Regions from separate parts of the Homo sapiens genome. Here all the other regions are linked to region 2. Evidence: read pairs that join two places in POLR2A ChIA-PET (ENCODE). Cell type or tissue: HepG2. All regions are shown on one strand. Region 1 overlaps CEP112 (centrosomal protein 112). Region 2 has its middle 27 kb from the start of AXIN2. Region 3 overlaps CEP112 (centrosomal protein 112).

Evidence for each region. ChIA-PET counts read pairs that join two places held together with the same protein. Peaks named below come from ENCODE experiments on the same cell type or tissue, not always from the same donor. Only the 100,000 strongest peaks of a DNase experiment are listed, where the experiment ranks them.
Region 1: POLR2A ChIA-PET joins it to region 2 with 8 read pairs; 1 of 35 experiments calls an interaction of 5 or more read pairs at or near these places.
Region 3: POLR2A ChIA-PET joins it to region 2 with 6 read pairs; 3 of 35 experiments call an interaction of 5 or more read pairs at or near these places.

The regions. Positions count from the first base shown.
Region 1 is chr17:65,746,128-65,754,127 of GRCh38, forward strand. It overlaps CEP112 (centrosomal protein 112), which reads right to left. Exons shown (of 27, transcript NM_001199165.4): 22 at 4,535-4,597. Among named protein-coding and RNA genes, the nearest start is that of AXIN2, 190 kb to the left of the region's middle. In HepG2, no CTCF peak of the experiment used is centred here; DNase peaks (open chromatin) are centred at 3,524 and 4,694; H3K4me3 peaks cover 521 bases.
Region 2 is chr17:65,584,905-65,592,904 of GRCh38, forward strand. No RefSeq gene overlaps it. Among named protein-coding and RNA genes, the nearest start is that of AXIN2, 27 kb to the left of the region's middle. In HepG2, a CTCF peak has its summit at 3,449; DNase peaks (open chromatin) are centred at 537, 3,577 and 7,437; H3K4me3 peaks cover 553 bases.
Region 3 is chr17:65,687,792-65,695,791 of GRCh38, forward strand. It overlaps CEP112 (centrosomal protein 112), which reads right to left. Exons shown (of 27, transcript NM_001199165.4): 24 at 1,338-1,427. Among named protein-coding and RNA genes, the nearest start is that of AXIN2, 130 kb to the left of the region's middle. In HepG2, no CTCF peak of the experiment used is centred here; a DNase peak (open chromatin) is centred at 3,010; H3K4me3 peaks cover 342 bases.

The sequences.
Region 1 (8,000 bases), 160 kb after region 2:
TCACTCCAGCCTGGGCAACAAGGGTAAAACTCCATCTCAAAAAAAAAAAAAAAAAAAAAAAGAAAAGAAAAGAAAAAAATGCAGGTTTTGGAAAGGACTACAAGTGAAGTCCAGGATGTTCTAAGAAGGACGTGCTTGCTTTTGTGTGGAAAATAAAACCTTACATTCTTTGGGGGAATAAGGAGAGATTCCTCTGGGGAAAATAATGAGATTATTTTTGGAAAGATATTTTTAAAACTTAGGAAGGCGATATAAGGGGCAGAATGTTAAAACACTTCAGGTGAAACACTTGGCTAGATAAATAGATAAATTATTTGGTTAAAAGACTCACAGGTGATACGGATATGGAACAGTAACTAAAATAAGGATAATTAAAAAAACAAGATTTAATACTTTAAGATTGAGAAATAATCATAATAATCAGATTAACATGCTTCAGGTAAGGAACAAAACTCTACTGGTTGTAGACCCAGAGTATAAGAAAATGGACTACTTTCTCCTTAGCTCAGTGTATGTAATAACTGGCACCCAGTTTAAGTGGTAGAACTATAATCATGGTAAGTAATAAAAAGCCATCACCTGGCAAATTGAATTCAGATAACCTACCCTTCTCATAGAATAATAATGTTAAAAGTTTCTAAGAAAAATGAAAGCTAATATATACAATCATAATCAAAACCCTCCAGTTTTGATTGAATCATAATTAAAAACCATAGAACAAAATGCTAGCACTCAACTAAATGTTTATACTGTATTAGTTTCAATGAAAGAAGCAGATTAGAGAATTTTCATATGGATATTAAAAATTAGTATTTTCAGAAACAAAAAGGAGAGCTATTTTGAGCTGATGGTGTAAGCATCCGAACTCATGAAAGTCATAATAGTTAATAATAATTGTTAAGCAATTAACGCTTTGCAAAAATGTTAGTGGTCTTAAAAAAAAAACAAAAACAGGATCCTAAATAGGGGTTAGGATTTCATCTTCAACTCATTCTATTGCTTTTCAGTTTGTAGTACAGTTTGAGACTTTTATAAAACTCTTCTTTAAAATATAATACAATAAAGAAGACAAGCTACTTAAGAAGCCATGCTTAGGAACGTTAGGTGAACACTGACGCTCCTCACAAAATAAGTGGATGCCTTGTGCATTCTGGGTTGGCCCCCAGGAGGCTGGCATAGAGATGGGCACAGGGGTCATGTGGAATATTCCCAGGTACTAATATGCATCAGGCATTGGGTAGTGTGGGACAGTGGTAGGAGACACTCGTCCCTTGGCAGCAGGCAAGCTCAACTGACATTCCAACTTCAGTCCTGCCCATGTTTCTAACTATGGACATTCTGGCAAAATGGCAGTATCTTTCCTTGAAAAATGGCCACTAGGTGACTAGGCTGAGTGGGGAAAACTATATTAATATTGAAGAGGCAAGGTTAATACATAATCACTTATTATTTCAATGTTTTAAGCGGACTAAACTCCAGCACTCACCACCACTGCAGTGTATGCATCGTCTCCATTCTTTTCTTAAGATAAAAAAAAATGTGATTCTGATGGAAATGATATTTGGGGGCGTGCCCAGAGATGATGCAAACACTGCAGTGGTGGCGAGGGTGAGTGCTGCAGATCTCAGAACGGGGCACAGGTCTCAGGTGTGCCAAAGTTTCAGTGTACACGGTCTATTAGGTCCTACAGGCTTGATAAAATCATGAAAAGTAAGCAGCTTCCTCTAAAGGAGGAAAATCTTTAAAATATTTTCCAAATTTAATCTTATGCTCTCTGAGGTACCAACACATTCATTACTAATGCATTCATTTTCTTTTTTTCAGAGAGGGATTTTTAAAAACCCAACAGAGTTAAGCACTTTGCTTTTAGTGTTCTCATCAGCCTAATGAGATATGAGTTAGAGATTCCAACAAACTATCACTTAAATATGGAGAGATCCAATCCACAGTCTTGTTTTATAATGCTCATTTTTAAATAATCTGACATGCTTCTCTGAACTGACTGGCATTGTAGACTAATGCTTCTCAAATGCCAGTTCACAGATATAAATATTTAGAAGTTGGCAAACAAAATATTATCAATGTAAGGTTATCATCCTAACTTTTATGAGAAGGATGGACTATCTTTGATTATATTACATCCTTTCTAAGAATTTTTTGGTGTTGCGCTGTCCCTTGATTAATGAAATGATGGTAATAGTATATGATAGTTGTTACTAGTTGCTTTTTCCTTCTCCACCTTCAAGTCTTTTCTTGGGAAAACAGTTAGCAACCCTGTGCCTCTCCAAGCTTTTCAGGGAGATTTTATCACCTTGTGAACACCCAAAAACATGGTGTCTGAAGCAATAATTTGTTCCACCTTCCAAACCTTTTTTCATTCTTCCCTGCCTCCTTTCCTCTTTCTCTATGGCAATTTTAGTGCTGATACTATAATAATTCACATTCGTTAAGTGCTTTAGTGTGTACTAGGTACTATACTGAACACATTTTTGGCATTGTTTTACTTAATAGTTAAAACCATCCTATGAGGTTAGTACTGCTCCTCCATTTGACAAATGAGGAAATTGAATTCCAAAGAGGGCGGGTAACTTGCTCAAGGTCACGGAAGTGGTAGGGCTGGTATTCAAATCCAGGGGTGCTGGACTCCAGAGCTCAGGCTTTCTTCTGCATTAACTTACATTTAATTTGTTTTAACATCAACTAATCAGGCTTCTTCATACATTCCTTTAGATAAATACTCCTGTTTACACTCTCATTATTTAGGCATTTTTATTAGCTATCTTATATCTCACTCTCGGTCTGCTTCCCCCATTTAACGTAAAGCGAAATAAGCAGGATGTTAGGATATGCCAACTGGGGATTTTTAATGTTTTAATTTAAACTTTAACTTTTGGCCTAAATAGATTTCTTTTGATTGCAAGAATCTTTTTCAGTGGATTAAAAGGATATTTCTCCATGTTCCTTCCTCAAGGAAGGGCTGGAATAATGGCAATCAAGACATAATCATCATTTCTTACATAAACATATACGACTCTTCATTTGGACAAAGACTTTTTGCTTTTCTAATGGGATGTGAATTAGTAGAACTGAAATTTTAGGCCAGGTGCGGTGGCTCATGCCTGTAATCCCAGCATTTTGGGAGGATGAGGAGGGAGGATCACCTGAGGTCAGGAGTTCAAGACCAGCCTGACCAATATGGTGAAACCCTGTCTCTACTAAAAATACAAAAAATTAGCTGGGCGTGGTGGCGGGCACCTGTAGTCCCAGCTACTCGGGAGGCTGAGGCAGGAGAATGGCGTGAATCAGGGAGGTGGAGCTTGCAGTGAGCCGAGATTGCACCACTGCACTCCAGCCTGGGCAACAGAGCGAGGCTCTGTCTCAAAAAAAAATAAATAAATAAAATAAAATAAAATAAAAGGAAGGGATTGGGCCAGGCTGGTAGTGTTAAGGTTAAGAACTTCCACTTTGAAGTCAGATCCAGACTGGGTCCTGGCTGAGTCACTTGCCAACTTGTGTGATCTTATCTCTCTAAATCTCAGTTTTCGCAAATGGAAAAATGGCACCAGTAATAGTTCCTAATTCCAGAGTTATTGTGAAAGACTGAATGAGTCAACATGGTTAGTGCCCCATGAACATTAGATATTATTATCTTTTTGTTGTTGTTGTTACTACTATTATGTGGCATTATGTGGTAGTATGGTAAATTCTAGTTTACTAACCAAATACCACTGTATATATATATAAAAATATGAAGACAAGCTGATTTTAACAATCATTAGATATGCTCACAAAACCAAATGGCTTAACTTACCTACCTGCAAAGTAAAGATAAGTAGTATTTATTTGTTCTAGAATCACTTATACAAGTAAGGAATACTTGGAGTTCCTTAAATGATACTACTGGATATCACTATAATAACTTATGCTGAAAAAGTACTCTGAGCATCATATTTCAAATAGAGACAGGCATTCAATTATTGGCCTTTCTTATACTAAAACTACAACAGTAAGTACAAATAGCAAGTTATGGATGTAGGGACTTAGAATTCTCTTTGTCCTAAAAAGAGTCAACAGTTGAGCCGCAGACTTAACCTAGAATTATTTGTCATTTTGAATTTTGTTTGAAGAAGCCTTTGGTAGAGCAAAATGGAGTATTACCAAAAAAGCACAGATAGTACCAAACTGCTTACATCACAAATGTAGGTGTGTATCTCCTGTCCTTGTGAAGTATGTTTCAGCCTGGGCTTGTTCAAGTGTATAGGCTGGTTTTACAACATCTGAGAGTGTGTGTATGTGTGTGTGTGTGCATGTGTGTGTTGTTTCAAATGGTTAAATATGCCTAATTTTTCTTGATTTTTAATGACTGAAATATTAAAACCATATTGTTTATTTGTATACCCATAAAAATATGATACCATTCCACAAAAAAAAACTGAAAAGAATGAAGTTTAACTTGAAAGTGCCAAGGCTTTTATGTGGAGGTTTCATTTTTGTTTTGGTTTTACCCTGTTTTGTGTCTTTTAATGTTGCTTACCTGTGAAGATTTGGCAAGCTTCTGAGTGTATTCCTTCTCAATCTGCTTCAGCTTGCTGTTGGCCTGAAAAACACATGTACATGAACACATACACAGTGACCTGTGAGCTTGGTATCTCTTCCACATGCCTATCACCAGGCAGCTGGGATGCCTGCCAGCTGCACCGCCCTTCTGGGGCAGCCAGAAAACCACAGGGCTTGTCTTTGATGTTACGCCAACTATTCATCACTTAAAAAGCAAAAAAAAAAAAAAGATCTCTTCTGCCAATTATTAGACAAACATAAGACTTCTGTGGATAGAAAGAGAAAGGGAGAAAGAGAGACAGAAATAGACACAGCAAAAGTATGAAGGCTCAGAAGGTAAAGTAAGGGAAAGAGAGAAGAAACAAGAGGGGCAAGGAAAAGGGAGAGGGAAGTGAAGGAAGAAGAAAGGAAGGTAAATTTAATACTTTTTCACCTTAATTAAAAAAATAAAAGGAATAGATGCTTCTGGACAAAGGAGATATGGGATTTTGAGAATCACTGAGCAGAGGTGAGCCCCTACTCTGCCAAATACATAAGAGCTAATTTTTACAGTGACAAATGTATCTAAATCAAACAAGTTTTAAGTTTTATGTCCTGGAAATAGGGTGGCCTTTCCACAATCAGTCCACATTGCTTAGAACTTGGTTATCCCCTCTGCCACTCAAGTTCCAATTCTTTTTATGTGATCTGTTTTCTGCTCTCTGGAAACTTTTGGGATCTTTATTTCATCGTCAAGGTTTAAAAATGTCACAGTGACGTGCCCTAGACTGTGTCTTTTCCCCATCAATCATGCGGGCACTAAAGAGGCTCTTTCACTCTGAACTTGTGTCCTTTACTACTGGGAAAGGCTGGTCATTACTCTCATGATTTCTCTCGTCTCTCTGTACGTCTGTTTCTCTCCCTGAGTATGTCTCTCCCTGCAACTCTGATTTTGTACCTCTTAGATTTAGTGTCTCTTTTTCTTGTTGTTTCTATGTTCCATTTGTCTTTTTGATTATTCTTAGAATTTCCTCAACTTTTACCTAAAACTTTATATTCTGCCATCATATTCATAATTCCCAACAGTTCCTTTTTGTTCTTTGAACAGCATCATCATTAACATCCCTCTTTTTACAGATGAGAAAACGAAGACACAGAGAGGGTAAGTAACTTGCCCAGCATCACACAGCTAGGAAGTGATGAAGCCAGGACACAAACTCACACTTTGGCTGCAGAGCACAGGTGCTCCACCAGTGAGAGCACTGCGTCATGCCTTGCAATACAGTCCTTCTATCTATCTATCTATCTATCTATCTATCTATCTATCTATCTATCTATCTACTGTTCCTTTCATCCATCCATCCATCCATCCATCCATCCATCCATCCATCCATCCATCCATCATCTGTCTATATGTCTATAACTATCTATCTACACATATATTTTAATTTTTTTCTGCTCAGTAGAGTGTGTGTGTGTGTTTCTGAGTTCCCTTTGTTTATTTACTTTCACCTGTCTGTTTTGGTCTTTGTCTTTCACTTTAGATACTTTCCTCAAATATCTGGTGATCTTTGATGTCCTTTCTTATTCAAAGTGAGGTCTCCAAAGCTGGATAGAAGAATCTTGCATATATGTATGGGTTTGTGGATGGGTGGGCATCACTGCAGGGTGTGTTACAAAGGGGCCTGGACTCTCCCATGCCAGCATCTGACTGGATTTCCCTCTTGGATCAGTTTGCCCAGAGCTGCATCCTCCAGTTTCCTGCCAGGCAGCACAAATCTGATGGCCAGTATTTTCAGAAGGGCATCAAGGTGTTCAGGAGAGTGACTCTCGTGCAAGGCTAGCCTCACATTTCTCCTCAACTGTACCTGAGGCCCTTTCTCATTCCACCTCTCCAGAGAACAAACCAGGGATAGGGATGGGGGCAGTCTTGGGATAAAATCTGGGCCATCTGTCCCAAATGCAGACTTTCAACCAATCTTCCAGTTCTTCACTTCACCCCATACCCAGTCTCTCCAATTCCTGAACCTTCCCAAAGTTCTACCACAGGAAAGATCTTGCTGCTTCTAATGGGTATCCTTCAGGTCTTCCTTCCCCCAGAAATTGTTCAGTTTTTAGGATTATTAGTTCTGCTAAGTTAATTTCAGGCCCAGCCTTTTTCAAGTTCTCAATGCTATTGATTTCTTATGTGTATGGTTGTCTCTTATTTTCTTTGAAAAAATATATAGTATAAAAATCTTGATGCCTGAGTCTCATCTGCAGAGGTTCTGATTCAATTTATCTGGGCTACAGGCTGGACACTAGGATTTTTAAAAATCTCTGCTGCTATTTCAAAAGTTCAGCCAAGGTTAAAAACCACTGGTTCATGCCTTTTTCAATTTCCTTACTTTCATTTTGATGGGACTTCCTCAGGGAGTAGAGATAAAAACAGGTGAGTTCTGTCCACTACCTTTAGTTGGAAGCAAATGATTTGTTTATTTTCATATCACAAATAGGGTGAGGAAGCAATCCCGTGCTCACAGCCCACTCCAGGCTCACCTCTATGGTAGTACTAAGGCTGAATTAGTCATTGTTGGTTAACCTGTCTTTTTCCCACTAGATAATGAGATCCTAGAAGGCAGCTCCTAGCCCCTAACATAGTGTTTGGGGCATAATTGTCCATCTAATGAATGAGTGGATGCCGTACAAGCCCTTTGCCTCTTCTATCGCCTCAGTCCATACCTTTGAAGTTTTCTTTTCATAACCATTTTTTTACGGACTTAAGTTCAAAACCAATTCTTTAGAGTTCATTCCATAAATCTCTTTGTATCTATAATCCCATCGAGTACACAGGGTAGTTCTGTTTCTTCCAGAATAGAGAGGGCATGTGACTATTGCTATTTTTCTAGTAAGTCATCAGACTTGACTCCAGCTCTATTATGATTAAAGCCACTCTCCACCAGAATTAGGGCTACTCTGAACCTCTTGAGGTTTATTTGTCTTGGCTCACATTCTGTCACTATTTTTTTTTGTCACAAAATGCTTAATAAAGTATTTGTTGCTTTTAAAATAAACGCTTAATAGAACTCATACCATGTCCCAGGCACTGTTCTAAGTGCTTTAAAAATATTCACCCACTAGAAAATCTAAAAATTAATTCTAGTGTCATAAAGATGAGGTTACTTTTCCCTAAAAATGCTAGAGTCACGGATAATAGTTAGTGCAGGAAGGCCTGTGTCTTGGTGTGAGCTACTCTTCATGAGTTTATGGCCAGCCCCCAAATCTCACAAACCCAATGAAGCTCCTTTATAACTAAATATCCAATTCATTCATCCACTCTAGGCAGCTGGACAGCAGCAATGAACAAAACAGCCAAGAATCTCTCTCCATTTTTATGAAACATCTAGAGAGTAAACAAAGTAACTTTGAAAAGTTACATGGTGCAAGGCCTATGGAGAAGTATCAATCAAGAAAGAGAGAGAGGA
Region 2 (8,000 bases):
GAAGGTCCTTGAGGCACCCCCTGCAAGGATCACGAGCACCTGAGAAGGACTTGCTTTGTTTCTTAAGGGATGTGGCCTTGGAAGAAAGGGAACCCCAAGGGACCCTGGCCCAGCTGAAGAGGAAGCTGCACAGCCTCTCTCTCCATGAAGAGGCTACAAAGCCTTGGCTGTGGGATCACAGTTCCTGGCAGGGACAGTGCTGGCTGCTGGAAGAGCCAGCAAAGCCAAGGCCAACGTGCTGGCACTAAAAGGGCTGGTGGCGCCACCAGGAAGTCCCGCAGGCCCCAGGAGGCTCTGATTGCTGCTCAGGGCCCAGAAGCTAGGAGATCCCTTCTTAGCCAACCCCCCAACCCGAGGCAGAATGCAGAGCGCATACACGGGCCCCTCTGGCCGATCCAAGAGAACCTCAGGAAGAGCAGGGACTTTGGGCCTTGGAAGGTGAGGCTAACGTTCACATGCCTTGAGAGTGGCCGGGATGACTCTTGCAGGCCAGTCTCGCTGGTTGCTTTTATCTCTGATGAATCCACCCTATTTGGCTTTGGGGGTGCCTGACTCACTGTTGACATTGTATGTCACTTGCAAACAATTCATAAAACTTAAATATCAAACAGATCACACTGGATCAAATAGATCAAACAGATCAAGTGGGATCTTGGAGTGAGAGCATTCATGAGTTCAGTTTCAGACCTGGCCTTAGAGCTTTTAGGTCCAGGGGTGCTAGACAGCACCATGGGCTGCACCTGTTCTCTGCATCAGAGTCCTGGGGGAGGTCTACACAAAGCCGGATTCCAGAGCTTTTCTCTGGAGACTCAGGAGGTCAGGCTGAGGGGTCAGCAGCTTAGCCCAGTGATTTTTAGACCACCCTGGATCAAGATAGCCTAAAACAATGGATGTAATTGTCATTACATACAGGTAAAATTAATGGACAGAAATGCCTCAATTCTTTCTCCCATAATTAAGAAAAACCAACCCTAAAAAATATTTGGTAGGTCTTGACACTGAATTCTAGAACAGGATCTTTGGTATTTGCCCAGAAATGTACATTTGGGTTTACTGTACCCATGTGCATTAGTCAGCTTGGGCTGCCATAGCAAAACACCATACACTGGGTGGTTAAATCACAGATATTTACTTCTCACAGTTCTGGAGGCTGGAAGTCCAAGATGAAGATGCTGACGTCTTTGGTTCCTGGTGAGGGCTCTCTTTCTGGCTTGCAGAGGGCTGCCTTCTGGCTATGTCCTGCTATGGCTGAGAGACAGAGAGAGAGCAAGCTCTCTGGCATCTCTTTTTTTTTTTTTTTTTTTAGATGCAGTCTCACTCTTATTGCCCAGGCTGGAGTGCAGTGGCACGATCTCAGCTCACTGTAGCCTCTGCCTCCTGGGTTCCAGCGATTGCCCTGCCTCAGCCTCCCCAGTAGCTGAGATTACAGGCACACGCCACCACGCCCGGCTAATTTTTGTATTGTATTTTTAGTAGAGATGGGGTTTCACCATGTTGGCCAGGCTGGTGTCAAACTCCTGACCTCAGGTGATCAGCCTGCCTCAGCCTCCCTAAGTGCTGGGATTACAGACGTGAGCCACTGTGCCTGGCCTTTGTGTCTCCTCTTATAGGGGCACTAATCCCACCATGAGGGCCCCATCCTCATGACCTCATCTGAACCTAATCACCTCCCAAAGGCCCCATCTCTGAATATTGGGGGTCAGGGCATCAACATGGGAATTTTGGGGAGACAGATTGGGTCCATAGCACCATGTTTCATGGAGCTCCTCTGGGAGCATCACCAGGTTGTTCTGACCCACATGTCAGGTGCCTGCCAGGTGGGCACTGGCTTAGACTCGGGGGCAGTGTCAGCAATGGTCAGACCCGGACTTTTGCTCTTCAGGAGCTCTCATTGTGTGAGAGATCAACATAGAAACAGGGTAACGACCAAGGTGGAGATGTACCCAGGGTGCTAGGGGAGCAAAAGGGGGCACTGAGTCTACTTTACAGGAGATGACAAGGGGTAAAATCAGCTCAAGGAAACTGAGAAGGGCAAACCTGGAAGATGGAACAGCATGAGCACAGGCTCTGAAGCTCGACGCAGCCTTGGGAGAGGGGATGGCTCCCTGTGGAGCCGGACAGTACGTAACCCACAGGGGGCTGTCTGGAGTGGAAGTTGTTGTGGCCAGATCAAGGAGAAACCCAGGGCTCTGCTAGGAGTATGGCCTTGACTTCGCAGATAAATTGTCTTAAACTGGGTAGTGGAGGAGCTACGTAACCTGAGCTGGGTTTTAGAAAGCTCCCTGTTGTGGGCGTGTTGGGGCTGGATGTAATGAGAGGTAGGATTCAGGCAGCAGGGACCCCATGGGAGTCCATTACACGAATGTAAGCGATCATATTTGTTTAGATATTCACATTTTATTTCAGCAACTGTCTTAGATAGGGCTCCCCAGAAACTGACTCTGTGAGGGGAATGCATGTGAATTACTAGGAAAACTGTAAGGAAAATCCTGCAGGGGAGCGAGGGAATGGAAGGGAAGGAAGCCAAGCAAGGCTGTGACACCGAGCAGTGTCCACAGAGGGGGGACTTTGGTTCCACCCATGGGGAAATCTGGAGACAGCGTAGCCCACTGCTCACCACTGTTCTGGCTTGGGGACAAGGGAGCTGGAGGATTTATACCCCAGCATCTGTCCACCACTAGTTAAGGGCTGGGAGGAGATTAAAGGTATGCAGACACTTGCTGCTCTCCCAGTTGCCAGCAAAACACATTCTAGAAGCTTCCACCAGAGAGGCAGCAGGAAACGCTGCGAGTGAAGCAGGAAGAAGCTGGTCTCCAGGGTGGGGTGGGGGTGGGGAGAGAGGGGGTTGGAGAGCAGAGCACTGAGGGCATCTGGTGCCATGTGAGGCTGCCCAGGGACTTCCAGTGCATCTCATGACTAGCCAGGGCCAGCCAGGAATTCCTGCTTGGGAAGTACTTAGTATGGTTCAAATCTAGAATGTCGAGGAAAGCCCAAAACAGGACAGCCGCATCAGCTCCTTTTCCGGGATTATGGGGACTTTATAACTCGAAAAAATTTTTTCCAGCTGGGAGTGGACAAGGGATTTGGCAAGCAAGGAATGACCCCATACTGACCTCACCAGCTAACCGAGAACCACATCAGTGGCTACAATAGGGCTTTGCTGCAAGAATCGGGGCCCATCCAAGGGCTGCCACTGACTGGTTAACTAATGTGGGGAAGGCCAAGTTCCCATCCATCGGTTACTCAGTGCTCTTTATCTCCACAATCACAACGACTCTACCTGCCCTACTCATCTCTAAGATGGTTATAAAGATAAAAATGGGATTCCAGCTTGGGCAAGTTTTCCAAGAATGTTCAAGGCTTGTTGTAAGTCCATAGTATATGCCACTTCTGAAATGCTGAGTAATGTCAGACAAGGGCCAGCAGGGAGAAAAGTGACATTTACTGAATGTCCCCTACAGGTTGGCGGCTGCCTTTGCAAGCTTCATGCAGGTGATGAGAAGGTGCATAGGGAGAACTTTGACCTTCAAGGCTGGATACTGACAGAAACCTTGGTCTGTCCCTGTGGCTGCAGCTATCACTAAGGCATGTGGTCTCCACCCAAAATGCAATTAATCACTGAGCACGGGCGTTACCTCTTCAGACTTGTGAATAAACAGAGATCAAAGACAGCCAGTCAATGAGACTCTGATAGGCCTTTAACCAGGCCCGGTGCCAGCTCGCTGGCCGCCCGCACTCCTGATCCAGCCAGACACACTCAGCCACCCATATGTCAACTGCCTGTCCTGCCCCCCACCCTCCAGGGCCAGGCCAGCCTTCCACAGTGTCCCAGAACCATTGAGCTTCCAGGTTAACCTCTTCCCTGTTATAATGACGCACGGAAGTCACCTTTCTCTTGGAAAACCAGGACTGTGGATGACATGGCTGGGACACCATCCCTTTCCCCCTTCCCCTTGACAGCCCACTGGGTCCTGTCACTGATAGACCCAAAAGCAGAGCATCTCCCTCTGAAACATTCAAATCTGTACCCTAGGCCCATTTACAAAGCTGACTTGTCTGGAGCCTCAAGACTGCAAGAAAACAACGAGACTCTGACTGTAACATCTGAACTGTCAGGGAACGCCTGTATAACCTCTGTCGGCCTCTCTGCCAGGCAGGGTTTATGCCCCACCTCACTGTGGGAACCCTGGTGCCCCAGATGTGGGGATGAGAGTGAGGGGGACGGGGAGTCTGTGCCATGCTCCAGGATGGCCAGGCTCTCCTGGCCACCCCCAGTGTCTACCTCAAAGTCCCCACCCCATTGCACAGCACGGGAACCTGTGCCCACAGCTCTACAGTGTGAGCTCTTTAAGGGCAAGGAAAAGATTCATTCACCTTTGCATTTCCAGAACTTCACCCAAAGCAGGGGCCCAGCACAGGTAGGTGTCTTTCATGCGGGACCCACCACACACCACCGGGAATACTGAGGATCTGAGAGCCTGTGGGACTTGCCCAAGCTAAGCTGGTCAGTGAACGGCAGGGTCTGGACTTGAACACAAGTCTGTCTGACTTCAAAGTCTGGGCTTGTTCCAATACATTACACATATGTCTGAGCTAAGACATCTGGGTTTACAACATCATAAAAATCAAAGGTTGGCAATACGTTCCCAGCATCCAGTTTCACACATGGACCAGTTTTGTCCCAGAGCCAAGGACTGGCGACCCTGGCTTCAGGCACCCCTTTGCTGACAGGAGCTCTGGGGAAGACAGTGCAGAGGGCACTGTCCATGCAGCCTCTCTGGGGGCAAGGACAGGCCATACTACAGATGTTTTCAGTTACCACCAAGTTCTCTCTTCTCTAAGAGGATGTAGGCTGCCTTGTATAATATCTACATTAGTGGCCAGGCATAGCGGCTCATTATAGACATGAGTTACCAGCACTGGGAGGCTGAGGCGGGTGGATCACCTGAGGTCAGGAGTTTGAGACCAGCCTGGCCAACATGGTGAAACCCCGTCTCTAGTAAAAATACAAAAATTAGCTGTGTGTGGTGGCATACACCTGTGATCCCAGCTACTTGGGAGGCTGAGGCAGGAGAATCGCTTGAACCGGGGAGGTGGAGGTTGCAGTGAGCCGAAATTGCACTACTGCACTCCAGCCTTGGCAACAAAGCAAGACCTTGTCTCAAAAAAAAAAATCTAAATTAGCAGATGATTTTCAAAGTTTTTGGATTGGATTGTGGAACAAATCATATCATTTCCCTGTATCAGGCTACATTGAATATTCGCCATAATTTTATTTTATTTATTTTTATTCTTAATTTTGAGGCAGGGGCTCGCTGTGTCATCCAGGCTGGAGTGCAGTGGTGTGATCATGGCTCTTGGCAGCCTTGAACTCCTGGGCTCAAGTAATCCTCCCACCTCAAACCTCCCAAGTAAGCTGGGATGACAGGTGCACACCACCATGCCCAGCTAATCATCAGAATTTTCCAAGAACAAATCAAATGAATGCATAGCCTATCTGTGATCAAGGAGAGTCTATGTTACACACCGCTACACATTACCTGCCCTTCTTCAGGGAACACTCTCTATGATCTCTGATAATCCAGGCACAGTTGGCCACAGTGTTTCTCTTTTCTTTCTTTCTTTCTTTTTTTTTTTTTTTTTTTTGAGATGGAGTCTCGCTCAGTTGCCCAGGCTGGAGTACAGTGGCACGATCTCAGCTCACTGCAGCCTCCGCCTCCCGGGTTCAAGCGATTCTCGGGCTTCAGCCTCCCGAGTAGCTGGGATTACAGGCGTGCACCACCACACCTGGCTAATTTTTGTATTTTTAGTAGAGATGGGGTTTCACCATGTTGGCCAGGCTGGTCTTGATCTCTTGACCTCGTGATCCGCCCACCTCGGCCTCCCAAAGTGCTGGGATTACAGGCGTGAGCCACCACGCCCGGCCACAGTGTTTCTTTCTGAGCTTAAAAAACCAGAAAGGGGGATAAAAGGTTGGAAGTGAAATTTGGTCAGCTAGTTAGATCATGAGTGTTAAAAGGTAATAAAATCAAGGCGGCTGCTGGCTCTGGCCAGAGTCATCTTCCCAATACAGCCTTTCTGCAAAGGTCTGGCAGCTGCAGGGCAGCCACACCACGGTACAAGAGTCAGTTGCAGACGGAGTAGGAGGTCCCCAGCTCTCTCCTGCCCTCCTTTGATTCTTCCACCTGAGGCCCAAGTATGGCTTGTGTCTTGAGATGCTGCAGTCTCTTTCCCTAGGGTACATTTATACTGCTTCAGAGAAGCTTTTGGTGTTTTTGGTTTTTTAAAGAATAGAGACAGAGGCCGGGCATGGTGGCTCACGCCTGTAATGCCAGCACTTTGGGAGGCTGAGATGGTTGGATCATTTGAGGTCAGGAATCAGAGACCAGCCTGGTCAATATGGTGAAGCCTCATCTCTACTAAAAATACAAAAATTAGCCGGGCGTGGTGGCACATGCCTGTAGTCCCAACTACTCGAGAGGCTGAGGCAGGAGAATCACTTGAACCCGAGAGGCAGAGGTTGCGGTGGAGTGAGAATAAGCCATTGCACTTCAACCTGGGCGACAGAGCAAGGCTCCATCTCAAAAAAAAAAAAAGAAGAAGAAGAAGAAGAAATTATTTCAGCCTGACACGGTCCCTCACACCTGTAATCCCAGCACTTTGGGAGGCTGAGGCAGGTGGATCACTTGAGCCCAGGAGTTTGAGACCAGTCTGGGCAACAGAGTGAGACCTTATGTCTACAAAATTTTTTAAAAAAATTAGTTGGATGTGGTGGTGCATACCTGTAGTCCCAACTCACCTGGAGAGGCTGAGGTGGGAGGATCCTTGAGCCCACCTCAAGCTGCAGTGAGCCATGATCAAACCACTGTACTTCAGCCTGGGTGACAGAGCGAGACCTTCTCTCTCTCTCTCTCCCCCACCCTGCCATACATATATATATTGTTTTTTTTTTCCTACAGAGACGAGGTCTCACTCTGTCACGCAGCCCAGGCTGGTCTTGAATTCCTGGCCTCAACCAATCCTCCTACTCAGAGCTAGGGTTACAGGTATGAGCCACTGTGACAGCCATATTTTGTAAGGAATGGAGTGAGGGCTGCAGATGGATGGGCCACAGTCTTCTCAGGTGTGCTGGTGATTGTCTCCTGAGAGCTGGACAGAGGCCTCTGCACTCTACCTGCACTCAGGAAACATTTACAGAATCACACTCTGTGTGGAGCACTGTGTTGCCCTGGTGGGTCTGGGGTGCATTTCCTGGTCCTTGGAGGACTCAGATGGCTCTCTGTAGAAGCCCAAAGGAGGGTTGGTGGGGCTGAGGCATGTTGGCAGTGGTGAAGATATTCTAGTAACCTCCCCCAGCACCCAGCCTTCCCACTGGTTGGGCCTAGGAATGTGGTCAGAGAGCCCTGCCCCGAGTTTGCAGAGAGGCTATAGCTGCCCTGGCAGCTGGTCAAGCATCTATCCATTTCAAAGGCTTTTTGTTAAACTTCTAACAGCCGAAAGGACAGCCTGAAGCCATGCGCCAGGAAGGCCTCCCAATTTTGGTGGCCAGGAAGTCTATTGAGCTCCCCTCCAACCTCTCCAACCCCTAGAATGGAGACCTGAGCTGGGCAATCAGCCCAATAAATCAGGGGATGGCACCCCAGGGGCCATGATGACCCAGGGGAGGCCCCCTCTGGCTTTGGGATTTACTGAAGGGCAACGCACAGGTGTGCAGGGCAAGAAGCCGCCAGGAGGCCTTGGAAAGATGCTAGCCAGGGCTGATGCCAGTGTCATACAAGTGTTGGGTCTCCCTGGGGCAATGTTCTAGTTGGATGCAGTCTTCCTTTCTTCCCCAGGTCCTGTCTGCTCATCCAGCTCTAGCTGTGGGAGTCAGCTCTGCCTTTGGTGGGGGTTCTGCTACTACCAATTCACGGGTGCTCTCCAGGCAAGCCATCTTGGCTTTTGAAATGTTATTTTCTCATTCATAAAATAAAGATGTTGGCCCGGTCACCAGGTCTGCT
Region 3 (8,000 bases), 100 kb after region 2:
ATCAGCCTTACTTTTGTGTTTTCCCTTCCCCCAAATTCAGAATAAGCTAATATAATATGCCAATATTCCTGTACTGAGTTTTACAACCAATGTATAAACATCTGTCAATTCCTATGACTGTTTCTGTACATAATGGATTGGTGGCACTTAGATCAATATTAGCAACGCTACACTCAACAGCTGAGGGCAATGCATTTATAAAGGGTTTCATCAAGATTCATGGTCTCTAGTGATACATGTTGACTTTTTAGTTTAAATTGTCAAAATTACCACTAAGTGTAATTTATTATAACCAGAAGAGTTGGGTGAAAATAATGCTGTCATTTAAAAATAAAATAGGTCATTAGCTATTGTCACAGCCATACTATTCTGGGTTATATTACATTATTTTGAAAAGAATGGAAAGAAAAAGGAGAAAACTAAAATTCAAAAGAAAATGTGATTTATGCCTCTAAGCAAAATAATATCCATTTATTTTGAAATGATGACATAGCAGACACTGTTGGCTGCATACTCAACACTCCATTTCCCCTCCTTTTTGTTCCAGTTTTCATTCTTCTCCCAGTTTCATCACCAGCAGGTGGGTCCTGATTATTCTAGGCTAGTTTTGTATACTCAGTTCTTTAGCCAGGGACTGGGTATGCCAGGCTAAGCATGTGACCTTCTCTGGCCAATGACATGTAAAGGGAGGGGGTAGTTTCCAGGAAAGATTTCCTTACTCATTAGGCCCTAGAAACTGGCAGCCCTTTTCTGCCTCCGAATAGTGCAGATCTGGGCAGAATGCCTGGCACTGCTGCAGCCATCTTGAAGTTGGTTCTAGAATGAAGCCAGCACCGGAGGGAGAGTCATGAGAATGCTTTACTTGTGGACTTCTTGTTCTGTGAGGTAATAAATTGCTTTATTTTTTATGTGAACCATGGGTGGGATATTCTGTTACTTGCACCCAAAGCATCTTAACTGAAACAGGCAATGTGTAAACTTGTTTTTTTTTTTGAGACGGAGTTTTGTTCTTGTCACCCAGGCTGGAGTGCAATGGTGCGATCTCGGCTCACTGCAACCTCTGCCTCCCGGGTTCAAGTAATTCCCCTGCCTCAGCCTCCCAAGTAACTGGGATTACAGGCACCTGCCACCACACCCAGTTAATTTTTGTATTTTTAGTAGAGACAGGGTTTCACCATGTTGGCCAGGCTAGTCTCGAACTCCTAACTTCAGGTGATCCACCCACCTCGGCCTCCCAAAGTGCTGAGATTACAGGTGTGAGCCACTGCACCTGGCTGCACACACTTCTTGACCTAGAGAAAGTAAACAAGAGAGTCAAATAGTAAAGGAGAGGGTACCTGTTCCTGTGACTCCAATTCTTTGTGTTGTAATTTTTTCTCTGCACATCGCACCTGATTAGAACGGTTTTCTAATTCATCTTGTAAAACCTGAAACGGTATAAAATAAAGATATCATTAATAATTAGCACACTTGGAAAAATAGTTCTACACCATGAACTGGCACTAAAAAGGCCTCAGATCTCTAGTTTATTACTCTTGTTCCAAAGCATTCAGGCAAACAATACCAGACTTTTGTGTGTCAGGCCAAGATGTTTTCTGCTTTAAGAATACCTAGTATAAAAAATTCCAAAGTTATAAAATAGACAAATTGGCAGATGTCAATCATATATTAAAATGTCTCATATTCCCAGCACAGAACCACAAGCATGTAATAAAGCATATGTAATAAAGCATAACACTATTGCAATGAAAATGGCTCCCTCAGGACACCTGCAATGTACACTTACACTCTGAATATCATTGTGACGGATAGGAATTGTAATATCTGACCAGCATAACATTTTTCAAAATTATATTATGATAATTTGAGTAAATTATAGCAGCCTTAAAGGAATTTCTTTATAAAGTCAGAGAGGATGGTATGGAACTTGAGGAACTTGTAAGAAATGGAAAGAGGTGAACTCTTTCCTTTGCCAAGTAGCTGTTTGAAATAGCATTCAGGTTAATATGGGAAATGGAAACCACAAAGACCAATAATTACCACTGCATCAATTACTATGTTAAGTAAAGAGATGAACTAGAAAAAGAACTTGTAGTTTCCATGTGCTATTTCTATAATGACACTGGATTGTCCATTCAAACAATCCAATGTAATTACAGAAATACTACATGGAAAGTTACAGTGAGCAGAATGCATGGGGTGGTAACAGCAAAGGTGCCAAATTCACAAAATTCATTTCATCCAGTCAATATTAGTGAGTTCCTGCTGTGTGTCAAGAATTACGATAGGTACTCTAGACATAGCAATGAAAGAAAACAGACCAAAAAAAAAAAAAAAAAAAAAAAAACTCCGGTCGGGCACAGTGGTTCACATCTGTGATCTCAGCACTTTCAAAGGCTAAGGCAGGAGGATCACTTGAAACTAGGAATTCAAGATCAGCCTGGGCAACATAGCAAGATCTTTTCTACAATTTTTTAAAATTTAATTAGCTGGGTGTGGGGGTGCAAACCTGTGGTCCCAGCTACTTAGGATGCTGAGGCAGGAGGATCACTTGAGCCCAGGAGTTTGAAGCTGCAGTGGGCTATGATTGTGTCACTGCACTCCAGTCTGGGTGACAGAATGAGACCCTGTCTCAAAAAAAAAAAAAAAAAAAAAAATCCTTGCATTCACATGCTTAGATTATAATGGGGTGGAGGTAGGCAATAAGCAAACAGTAAGTGTATTATATAACCGTGATGAGTGCAGAAGAAAAATAAAGCAGGGAAGGGGACATTCTGGAGTGGTGTGAGGAAGAGGGGATTGAGATTTTAAATAGATGGTCCAAGAAGGCCCAGCTGGGCGAAGACCTGAAGGACAAGAGAGAGCAAGTCACATGTAAATTTCCACAGGAAGAGCCTTCCAAGCAATAGCCACTGCATGTGGAATGACTCCGAGATGGTATGTTTGTGGAAGCCATAAGGTCACTGTTGAGAGTGATCAAAGCAGCAGCAGTGAAGTCAAGGACATAACAGGGTTCAAGTCACATCAGGTTACGTGGAGTCTTGCAGGTCAAAGGCTTTAGATTTTGCCCAGAGATAGACAGGAAGTTGCTGGGGGGTGGGGAGCAGGTGCTGCTTTCATTGTTGTCTGAAGAGCAGACTGAGGGGCAAGGCAGAGGCAGAGAGCAGGGGAGAGGCCACTGTAACACCAGGAAAGGGAAGATGGAGAGCGGGGCCAGGTGGTAGCAGCTGATGAAGGAAGGATCAGGTCCAGGTATGAAATAGAGATGATGGCCCTGAAGGAGTGGAAGCAGAGAGAGGAAAAAACAGGACCCCAGGGATTCTGGCCTGAGGAGCTAAGACTGCAGTTGGCATTCACAGAGACAGGGCAGGTGTTGGGGGAGAGGAGCCGGAGCTCAGCCTCAGTTGGCTTCAGTTTGAAATGCCTATTACACATCCAGGTGGAGACACGAGTTCAGACACAATGGCTAAATTAGTGTCCATTAAAGATTCCTGCAAACACAATGCCAGTCTTTTTTATGTCCAGATAAACAGTGGTTCTTAACCTTTTGGGAGGTTCTAGACTCCTTTGAGAATCTGATGAAAGCTATGTAGTTACTCCCTAGAAAGAGAAAAACCATAGTTTTATGATTTTGCCTCTCACTGTAGGACATTCATAGATTGCCTGAAGCCCATCTGTGAATGGACCCCAGGCTAAGAACTAATTTAAAAAGTGAAATGGTCTGTGAATGAGCTTGCATGCTTTAGGGTGTCTTTGATATTAGACTTGATCATAAATCTACAACTCAACCAGGTCTGAGAATGAGCTTGGAAATCTCTCCATTCTTGAATTGTCTATAATTCTGTTGTTGTGTTCTACTTCCAAAAGGATGAATGCAATAGTTCCTGTGCTTGTTGATGAGGTAGCCTTTCCCCCACCCCCTACTTTCATAGCTACCAACAAATAGGATCTTATCAGCTTCTTTTATTGCATAATTGGGGAAAGTAATGATTACTGTATTGGGAAGAATAGTTATCTATTTTTTTTGTCACCACTTTTTCCTGCTCTCTAATCCATCCTCACACCACTGTCAGAGTGAACTTCTTAAACTTAAATCTGATTATGTTGTTCCCTGACTGAAATGCTTAAACAACACTCCAGCCCCGCTGAGAGACAGCTCTCACTCCTTAGCACAGCATACAAGGGGCTTCATCAACTGGCTTGGTCTCCAGCCACGCTGTGCCGTAGGAAGCCTTGGCATGCCGTGCAGATGTCATTATCAGCAATAACAACAGGAGCTATCATCCACGGAGTGGATTTTATTTTTAACCCTTACGACAATTTTGTGCACCCAGTATTATTCCATCTATGTTAGAGAGGATGTAATTGAGGCTCCATGCAGTTAACTACCTTGCTCAAGTCCATGTGGTTAGCAGTAAGACACTGCACTGGAATTTTTTTTTTTTTTTTTTTTTTGAGACGGAGTTTTGCTCTGTCACCCAGGCTGGAGTGCAGTGGCACAATCTCGACTCATTGCGACCTCCACCTCCCGGGTTCAAGCGATTCTCCTGCCTCAGCCTCCAAGTAGCTGGGATTAAAGGCATGTGCCACCACACCCGGCTAATTTTTTATATTTTTAGTAGAGACGAGGTTTCACCATGTTAGCCAGGATGGTCTCGATCTCCTGTCCTTGTGATCCACCCATCTCAGCCTCCCAAAGTGCTGGGATCACAGGCGTGAGTCACCACGCCTGGCCTGGACTGGAATTTTAACATATTTTTGTAACTTCAAATTGAATATGTTTGTGCTACTCCATGCTGCCTCTTTCCCACTCTGTACTGATTTTCTCTTTTCTTTGCCTGGAAGTCCCTACCGCACCTACTCTGCTCAATGATGTAATTGCCCTAATCTATACAAGAGCTAAGTATGGACTTCTCTGGGCTTTCATCCATCTAGTGTTTAAGAGAATTAATTTACATGTCTGGGTGGCATGCAACTGCAGCTCAGGGCTCTCCTCTCTTCATCTCTGCAAGCCCAGTGCCAAGCCAGCTCAATGCCTGGTACACAGGTGACACTGAATTCATGTTTGTGGAAGGAACTCATAAACATTTGAACTCTACTCCCTAAAGATATTTACTTCAATCATCAGGGCTTCTGACTGTCCTTCATGTGGCACATTTAACCAAAGGTGATTATGTGTCCTGAGACACAAAATACACAAATATATCCTCCAAATGTCTATATCTATCTCTGAACACACACACACATATCATAATGATAATAATTGATAATATATTATCTGGTTTCTGCTACAATAAAAAATACTCCTTTAATTTTATTTCACAGAAGAGAAAGATGGCATGCCTCTCCCTTCTCTTAAACGAAGAGTTGTTCCCCACTTCCTGGCTTCTCTCCCTCCTTGCCTTCACCTGCAGAACCCTGAGAGTGCTACACTCGGCGTCCCACACCCTGCCCCATTCACTACATACCCCGTTACACCTGCCCCCTGTCCCCACTGCTCTCCTGAGTCAGTTTTCACACCAGTCACTTGTCATCTACCAAATGCCAAAACCAGAAGCTAACTTTCTTCCTTTTTCCACAGAAGCATTTGGCCCTATTCACGCCCAATTGTGTTTTTCTCTTGAATCTTGAGGAAATAATTCTGCTCAGTGAAGTCAAGGGATTAAAAAAAAAAAAGAGGATGCTGCAAAAGTGAAGGCCAAAGACAACAGGCCTGGAAAGAGGGTGATGGATATGGAGAAGGGGATGGGTGAAGTGGAACCGTTGACAGGGAATTGGAAAAAAGGGACTCAGAGATACCCCAAGGCTTTAAGATGGAGTGACCAGAAAATAGTGAATTCTTGCTAAGCACAAGTCAGAAGCGGTGGGGCAGTGTGCTTTCTGACATGCTGGGTTGAAGGTGCTGGCGGGACTTCAAGGAGGAACTATTGCTAGACTCCAAATATTGCTAGACACTATCCGTGCCCCCTCCAAATTCGTATGTTGAAATCTTAACCCCCAAGGTTATTAGGAGACAGGACCTCTGGCAGGGAATGTCCTCAAGAATGGGACTGGTGCCCTTCTAAAAGCTCTGAGTGAGGTCCCTGGCCCCTTCCACCATGGGAGGACACAGTACAAAGATGGGTGTCAACGAACTAGGAATCAGGCAGGCTCTCCCCAGACCCTGAATCTGCTGGTGCTTTGATCTTGGATGTCCCAGCCTCCAGAGCTATGGGAAATAAGCTTTTGTGTTTAGGAGCCAACCTGTCCAAGGGATATTGTTACAGCAACCAGAGCTCACTAGGACCCCTGGCTAGCAGATCACGTTGCTCAGTGGGTCTGAACAGTGGGGCATGCTCTCAGACAGAGGTGCAAATGCGGAAACTTCCTTAGGGAAGTTTCCTAAAATGAGAAGAGGTTCTAAAACCTGCCCTTTGGGTGATGCCCACACTCAGACAGGCAGAGGAGGAGATGGAGGCCAAGAAATCTGGTGGAAGTCCAGATAGGCAGGAGGCAATTGAGGAGAAGTTAGGATGACATATTACGGAAATCTAGCCAAAAGAAAGTTCCAAAGAAGGCAGGGTAACATAACTAGATCTGATCCTTTTTCCATACTTCACATAGTGAACAGACTACGAAGTCAACCATATTTTATCAGTATTATTAAAATGGAATTCAAATTACATTTGCTTTTCAAAAAGGCAGGCCTTTAAAAATTTCCTTATAAAGATGTAAAGTGTGATCTTTCTAAAGTTAATCAGAGAAAGCAGTTGTATTTAGAAATGACTTTCGTTACCTATTAAAGATCAGTTAAAAAACTGAAAAGTCACCAAATAATATTTCACTTTCAAAAAAGTTAAAATGTACGGCATGAAAGGAAAATGACAGTTTATATTGGCAGCTGGTCCTGGTTTTATATTCTAAAAGATTATTAGGTTATTAGAGTTCCAACCTCAGAATTTGACATAAGGACTATGTGAAAATGACCACAATTGCTCAATAAGTACAACCGCGGACTTTAAGTTGTGTCATCCTTATTCAAAAAAGCTTCAAATTTGACATTTCACACACACACAAAATCACAACTTTTAGTTTCTTCCTGAGAAAAGCCCAAGATAATTAAAGAACAGAATGTCCAACACTGGGTCAAAAATATGAAACAAAACCCAACTTGAACAGTTAAATTGTTTATTCTGCAGAACTGTCCCTCCTCTCCTAGCTCTGCAGTGTTAACTGGCATCATTACTGAAAAGACAGTTCTTTTCTCCCAATTAAATCTGCCTTTAAATATACTGTAAGTCAGCTGGCTGTGGGAAGCTACACCGCTCCTGACTTTCAGAGTGCTTTCTGCTGGTCGGGAATAAAGAATGACACTTTCCAGAAGAAAAATGTAAACGACATAAGCAGCTCCACAAGAACAATGAGCGCACACCGCACTCTTTAAAAGGGAGAGCATTGTAGGATAATTTGATTTGTTCCAAATCTGAAAATAATGAGAGCAAATTAAAGTGTCAAAAATTGAACATGTTAATGGGCTCTTCAGGGTGAGGAAAAGGACCTGGTAGCTAACATGCCCATTGAATGGCACTTGTGACAGTACAGGGCTTTTCTGTGAGTTTGGGGAAAAAAGAGTATCTAGTCAATGCTATTTTAATAATATGTATGAACATAATTCAGCTCAAGCCACTCCTTAACTTGTAAAACCACACATTAAGGAATTATGTATAGTCTTACCAAAGTTTTCTCTTGTAGTTCTGCGTCAATTAAACAAGAATAAAGTGATGGCAGATACATGCCTTTTAATAATGAATAAATGAAACACAAGTTCATTTCAATTATAAAGTGGTTAAAAGGTTTTTTAATAAAGGAAAACTTTATTGGAAGAGAGAAATACTAGGTCACAATGATAAAAACAATTTTTTAAAAAATGTTCCCAGAATACAAGGTATATAACAGAGAGAGGCTTTCAGATGTAGTACTGTAGCAAGACCGGACGTCTTTCTAGAGATTTCTGCTCTCGC